Linked DNA regions of Mus musculus: region 1 is linked to region 2. Evidence: chromatin contacts called from ENCODE Hi-C data. All regions are on one chromosome and are shown on one strand. The core of a region is the stretch at or near the end of the contact, and the rest is flanking DNA. Distances in the headings are between cores, read along the strand shown. Region 1 holds the start of Pank3 (pantothenate kinase 3). Region 2 holds the start of Npm1 (nucleophosmin 1).

Region 1 (2,842 bases), core at 45-2,544, 2.6 Mb after region 2:
CGCCAGAACACCAAAGCTAACTTTCCATTATATCCACCAGTACACAGTAATTAAACCAGACCTGCCAGACCCAACTCATTCCCATAAGCTCTAACCTAGTCCCATGAGATGTAATACAGTCTCTAGAGAAAGTCATTGATCAACCGCAAGACTGGTGTCCCCATTACCCAGTCACTTCCTGAAGGCCCCACCTTCTCACACTACTTCATTGAGAAATGAAGCCTCAGTGTGAATTTTGGCTTAGAGCAACTAAATCCAAACTATAGCAATCAGCAAAGGCAGGACAGCAGAGCTCGCCAGTTAGATTGTTTCTTGGAATGCTATCTTCCAGGGCCAACTCCCCAGGGGCAAGCACATGGAGGTTCCTACCAAGCCACATATTGTCAATGACTGAATTCTTTGCCATCTAAGACATAAAAGTGGAGGAGAGGCCATGTCCTTGATACCATCTCTTCCTTTTCCGATGGATGATCTCAAATCACAAGAGGCGTAGAGAAAAGGGTATCCTGGGTTTATTCTGAGAACTGGTGCATCTAATTCTTTTCTCTGAAAGTCACTTTCCTCTTTATAATGAGGAGCTAGACTAGAGAGATCCTGTGAGGAACCTGAAAGGCATGTGCTTTCAAACGTTTTGTTTTATGAGACAGGGTTTCTCTGTAGCTCTGGGTGTCCTGGAACTCGCTCTGTAGACCAGGCTGGCCTCGAATTTCCAGAGATCTGCCTGCCTCTGCCTCCACAGAGTTCAGGGATTAAAGGCGTTGCACCACGACCATACTACAACTTTCAAGTGTTTCGACTGCCTCGTTCCTGCCGTATCTTCACAGTAAATAAAACTCGCATGTGACTCAAAAGGCTGCTAGACTACATTACATTAAATAATAATTATGTAGCAAATGTTACCATCTTTAGTGACCTTCCAACCCCAATATTCAAGGTGTTCCTTTAGCGGATGACTTATCTCATCAAACGTATTCAGTGGTCTGGACCCCTGAATTTTGACACAGCCATCACAGGGAAAAACCATCAAGAGGAAAATCTGCGACTGCGTGACAGCCACAGCGCCCTCAGAGTTCACAACCCCTCTCTTCTTTCAGCCGCTACGAGACCAGAGCCCGGGAATTGCCAGGACCGCCCACGGCTTGCTACCATTGGCGGCCTCCTTGCTGGCGTGACTAAGGCTCCGCCTCTTCCCCGCTGGGACCACTCTGAGGCGATCTCCGGAAGCGGAGGGGGGCTAGAAATAGGGGTCGAGAGGCATCCTGGGCTTTGTAGTCCGCCTGAGCATCTGCCGCAGGAGAGTGGAGCCTCACTCTACGGAGAACTACAACTCCTAGCAGCCCCGCGGAGAGCGAGGCGAGGAGGCCTGAGTCACGTGGGCGCTGGGCCTGGGCGGGCTATTTCTCAGTGCGGCGGCGGCGGCGGCGGCGGCTCGGGGGACCGGGGCCTTTTGTTCGGAGCGGCTGCGGGGGGCCACGGAGCGGCGAGGCCCGCGGCCTTCCCCGGCTCGCTCGGTCCCGGCCGCCCCTTGCGGGGTTGCTGGGCCGCCCCGTGGGCCGCCTGTGGCCTCAGGCGCCGCCGCCCCGCCCTAGGCCCGCCCCACCCGGCCTGAGGGGAGGAACCGGCCGGGCCTCGCCGCGCGGCCCAGCCAGCTCCGGAGTATTCACCTCTCCTCGCTGAGCTCTGCACCCGAGGCTACCCCTCGCGCCTTAGGCCGACGCCATGAAGATCAAGGATGCCAAAAAACCCTGTAAGATGGGACCGGGGACCCGTGGGTTGGGAAGACGGGCCTTGGAGCCTCTGGCGGAGCGGCCCGCTTTAAGCTCGCGACTGTTCTCGGACGCCAGCCAGGGAGGGAAGGGAGGGATCGCTGCAGCCCCAGGTTGCAGGCGGCGGGCTTCCCCACCCCCATGCATGAGGGCCAGGCTCCTGCGGTCCCCCTGCCCGCTGCTCTCTTGCTCCTGCAGATCTGGGAGGTGCACGGGAGAATCTTGACTCGGGTTTTACCAAAATGGGAGCACAGCTACCAGGCCCCTCTTGAAAAGAGGTAGTCATGGCTGTCAGATAGGGGTTGGTACACCACCTCCCTCCCATTTTCCCCAGTTTCTGGGTTTCCTGCGCGTGTCCTTGAAGTCCAGGTGGGTTCCTGGGAGTTGTCAGCCTTGCATTTGGAGCTGTTCAACGCTTGTGCATGTACTCTGCCTGTAGATAAATTAATGGCTTGGGCAGTTTAGAAAATCAGCTGGTTTTGTGTTTTAGGGAGCAGATAAACACCAAGGTTAAACATCGTATTTCAGCTATTTCGAACACATTAATATGGTGATAAATACCTCGAGCTTTTTTCTGTAGTTGTACATGCATATACATGCAAAGGTTCTAACCCTGTTATGAGAGACACATCAAGGTTCACAAGCTGTCTTTTAAATGCCTCTTATTCCTGCGGTTGGCTTGTTTATTGGCTCAGTCTTTGTGAATGTTGTTCTTTCATTCTCTACTAACTGGGCATGTGGGGATCTGTGTTCCTGTCATAGAGGTTTTACAGATTTTAGTGTTTTATGCCATCTACAACTGCGCCTAGAGGTCAGCTGTAAAGGGGGCATGAACATCTTCCCTGCCTGTTCCCATAAACCTCACAGACTCAGCTTCCAACGCAGTCCAGAAACATTTACTTAAAACGTGAGAGTTCTCAGTGCTTAAAGATGAGGAAAGAGAACTTTGCTTCAGTGACTTTTAGTCCCCTCCTTGTACTGGCTCAAAGTGCAGTGCTGCTTCCCTTCCACCTACAGGGCATGGTCCTTAAGAGACAGTGTTTGTTTGTTTTTAGATTATCTGCTTATAGAAAGCA
Region 2 (2,958 bases), core at 341-2,840:
TTAGTTCACAGCCTGTATGTAAGACAAAAACAAGAAAGCAAACCTAGCAATGATACTTACATCAAAACCCAAAGCCTAAAGTTCTGTGAAATCAACTCAAATGAAACATTAAAAAAAAAAATCTTTAATTTTCTCATAGTACTAACTACATTGAGGCAACATTGCTGGTTTCCACAGTAGACTTAATGAGTCTCTTTAAAGTAGTATGGTGAAATCGGTATAAACACTACTAGAATTAATGAACGAGTGGCAGAGTTCACTGTTCCTTTAATCTCAGGACTGTTAAAAAGCTAAAACGTGAATCACTGAAAAACAAACTGATTCTTTTAAACAAAAACTGGGTGTAGGGTAGGCAGCAAGACTATAGATGTGATCCCCAAAAGCCTTGATGCTAAAGCGAATCTTGTCTGTTCAACAGATCCTTCCCTCTCCCCACCCCAAGAAAAAGTAGTTCTAGATAGAGCCAGGTAGATGATTTAAGGGTACTCCTAACATTAAGCCACGTGGGCCATCAGTACAGCTATCTGCAACGTGATGCTGACTCCGCCTACCAGAGGCAAATTAAAAAGGGGGGGCTCCATCACTGTGGATACTGAAAGATATGAACAAAGATCTCAAAAACCCATACGCCACGGGCTATGAAATAAACATTTCCCTCCCAGAACTTTTAACTAAGCCACAAGATCCCACGGCTGAAGGTTGGCTAGAGTCGGAGAGCCCGGATGTAGAGCCCACACCCCCTCCCTAACCCCCAACCACGTGGCAACCACGTGCTCCTAGGGGTTGCTGCCCCTTCTGCCTCAGGGCGCCTGCTCGGACCATTCCCCGTTACTGGGCGAAGCCCTCGGTCGCCACAGAATACAAGATGCGGCCCCTGGAAAGCCCAGCGCCTGCAGATGTATCCTCCCCAACAGGGCGGAGGTAGGCCTCGCCTCGCTCCACAGGCCCCTTTCTCCCGTGCCGCCTGCCGTGGCTCAACACAAGAGGAAAAAAAGGAGCTCGGAAGCGACCGTGCGGGCTTTCGTGCACAGGAGAAACGCCTCTCAAGTTCGCGCCACAGGCAAGGTCGCACCCTCGCCGGCCGGCCGGCCGCTCCTAACACCCGAGGCTACAGGCTGGGCCGCTCCCGCCCCATTTTCCGGCGGCTTTCCTAGTGTTCAGGCCGCTGCTTCTAAGGCCTGGGAGATTCCTCCTTGCTCTCCGGCCTCCACCTACGCCGCGTTCCCCACACGCCAGGCCTCGGCTGGGCTCCCGCCCCCCCCCCCATCACCAGGCCCTGCACACGCTTCCCCCTCCAGTCAGTTACCGAAAAGGTAGTTCTGAGGCCTAAGAGGACTCATGTCCATATCCATCGAGTCTTCCATGAGGTGGAGGCGCGCACTTCGGTGTGGGAGAAGCCGGACGGAAAACAACTGCCTCCTGTTCCACAGAACAGACGCGCAGGACGGAATCACGCCAAGGAAAGGACGCGGGCTCTCCGCACGTATATATGGTCGCAGGAGATCTCGCGAGATCTGCGCTAGTCCTGCCTCCGCGAGCCTCCTCTGGATCCCTCCCACTCCCCGCACAGTCGCGCTTTTGCGCGTGCGCCTTTCATCCTCACGCCTAGGTACCTCGCCCCCCTCCTCCTCCAGGTGCTTGGCGGGCTCTCACTGCGCACGCGCGTTCGTCTCTGGCCCCGTCCCTCCACTACTGTCGCCCAAGCGCAGGCGCGTTTTCTCTTTGTGGCCTCGCTCTGGGTTTTCAGGGCTTCCACGTCTTCTCCGCTCGTGCTCGCGGGCCCAGGGCCGAGAGCGTGCGCAGCCCACCCTGAAAGATGGCGGCTGCAGCCAGGGAACCACAGAGCGTCTCTTTTCTCCACCCTCCGTTCCCCGTAGGCCTGGAACAAGCATAATCACCTCAGGATTTGGCTTGCTCGAAGGCTTGCTCTTCGTTTTCACGTAGCTTCAGGAGCCCAGGGCGGAGTGGCTGGATCTAGGCTACTTTCCCCGCAGCCATGCTTTTGCACCTCTTTTCTGAGGCAGCATTTTCAAAACGAAAATTATCAGCTTTATGTCATTTGGGGACCAAAGAGAAACCCAGTCAGTCGCCTCCAAAGAGCATCTTTCTAAAACTTTAGAGCGTGCAGAACTGAGAAAACGCAGGCCGTCTTCATCATTCCAAATGAAGGCCTATCGCTTTTTTAGAAATTCATGAGCCTTAATACGAATCTTCGGCTGGGAATTAGCGCTTTAAAATGAATCCTGACGAACATCCCTCAGCGTTGGGTGCTTTCTGACAGCGGCCCTAATCTTTTTATCTCAACATGGAGCTAGCATATTTAAGAATTTGGGGGAGGAATGTAGATAATGGTACCAATGTTTGTAGACTCCAGAGACGTGTCAGATATAAATGCATGTGAGCCCATTACGTATCAAATCCTAAATTCGGAGATATCTGTCAATATGTGAATTTCAGTTTGCAACTATAAGGAAAAAATCATGAAACTTGGAAGAATTGTGTGTGTAAATAAACAGAGAAAAAAAAAAAAAAAGTCGGGCGTGGTGGCGCACGCCTTTAATCCCAGTTTGCGGGAGGCAGAGGCAGGCGGATTTCTGAGTTCGAGGCCAACCTGGTCTACAGAGTGAGTTCCAGGATAGCCAGGGCTATACAGAGAAACCCTGTCTCGAAAAACCAAAATAATAATAATAATAAAATAAACAGAGATAGACTGGGTATAGTGTGGGAAAGAACGGGTGAACAGAATTTGACCATCCAAACTGAGAAGGTGCAGGAGGAAGCATTGATACCCCTTGAGCCTGTGCAAGCCAGACAGTTTGATTGTTTCTGGATTCTGAAGCTTATTTAAATGCAGCTCATGCTGGTTTAATCCCAGCACTCTGGAGGCACAGGCAAGTGGATCAGGAGTTCAAGACCAGTGGTCTACAGAGCAAGTTCCAGGATAGGCAGGACTACACA

Evidence for each region. A loop is a pair of places that touch in the nucleus more often than their neighbours do.
Region 1: a loop to region 2 is called in a map of v-Abl transformed pro-B cells, with 5 times the contacts of the local background. The contact joins the promoter of Pank3 here to the promoter of Npm1 in region 2. A Hi-C loop is called at or near these places in 2 of 37 maps with a recorded cell type or tissue (regulatory T cell and v-Abl transformed pro-B cells).

Annotation. Positions count from the first base shown.
Region 1 is chr11:35,768,201-35,771,042 of GRCm38, forward strand. It overlaps Pank3 (pantothenate kinase 3), which reads left to right and starts at 1,295. Exons shown (of 7, transcript NM_145962.2): 1 at 1,295-1,747. The coding sequence starts at 1,720.
Region 2 is chr11:33,161,616-33,164,573 of GRCm38, forward strand. It overlaps Npm1 (nucleophosmin 1), which reads right to left and starts at 1,591. Exons shown (of 11, transcript NM_008722.3): 1 at 1,307-1,591; 2 at 1-12. The coding sequence starts at 1,364.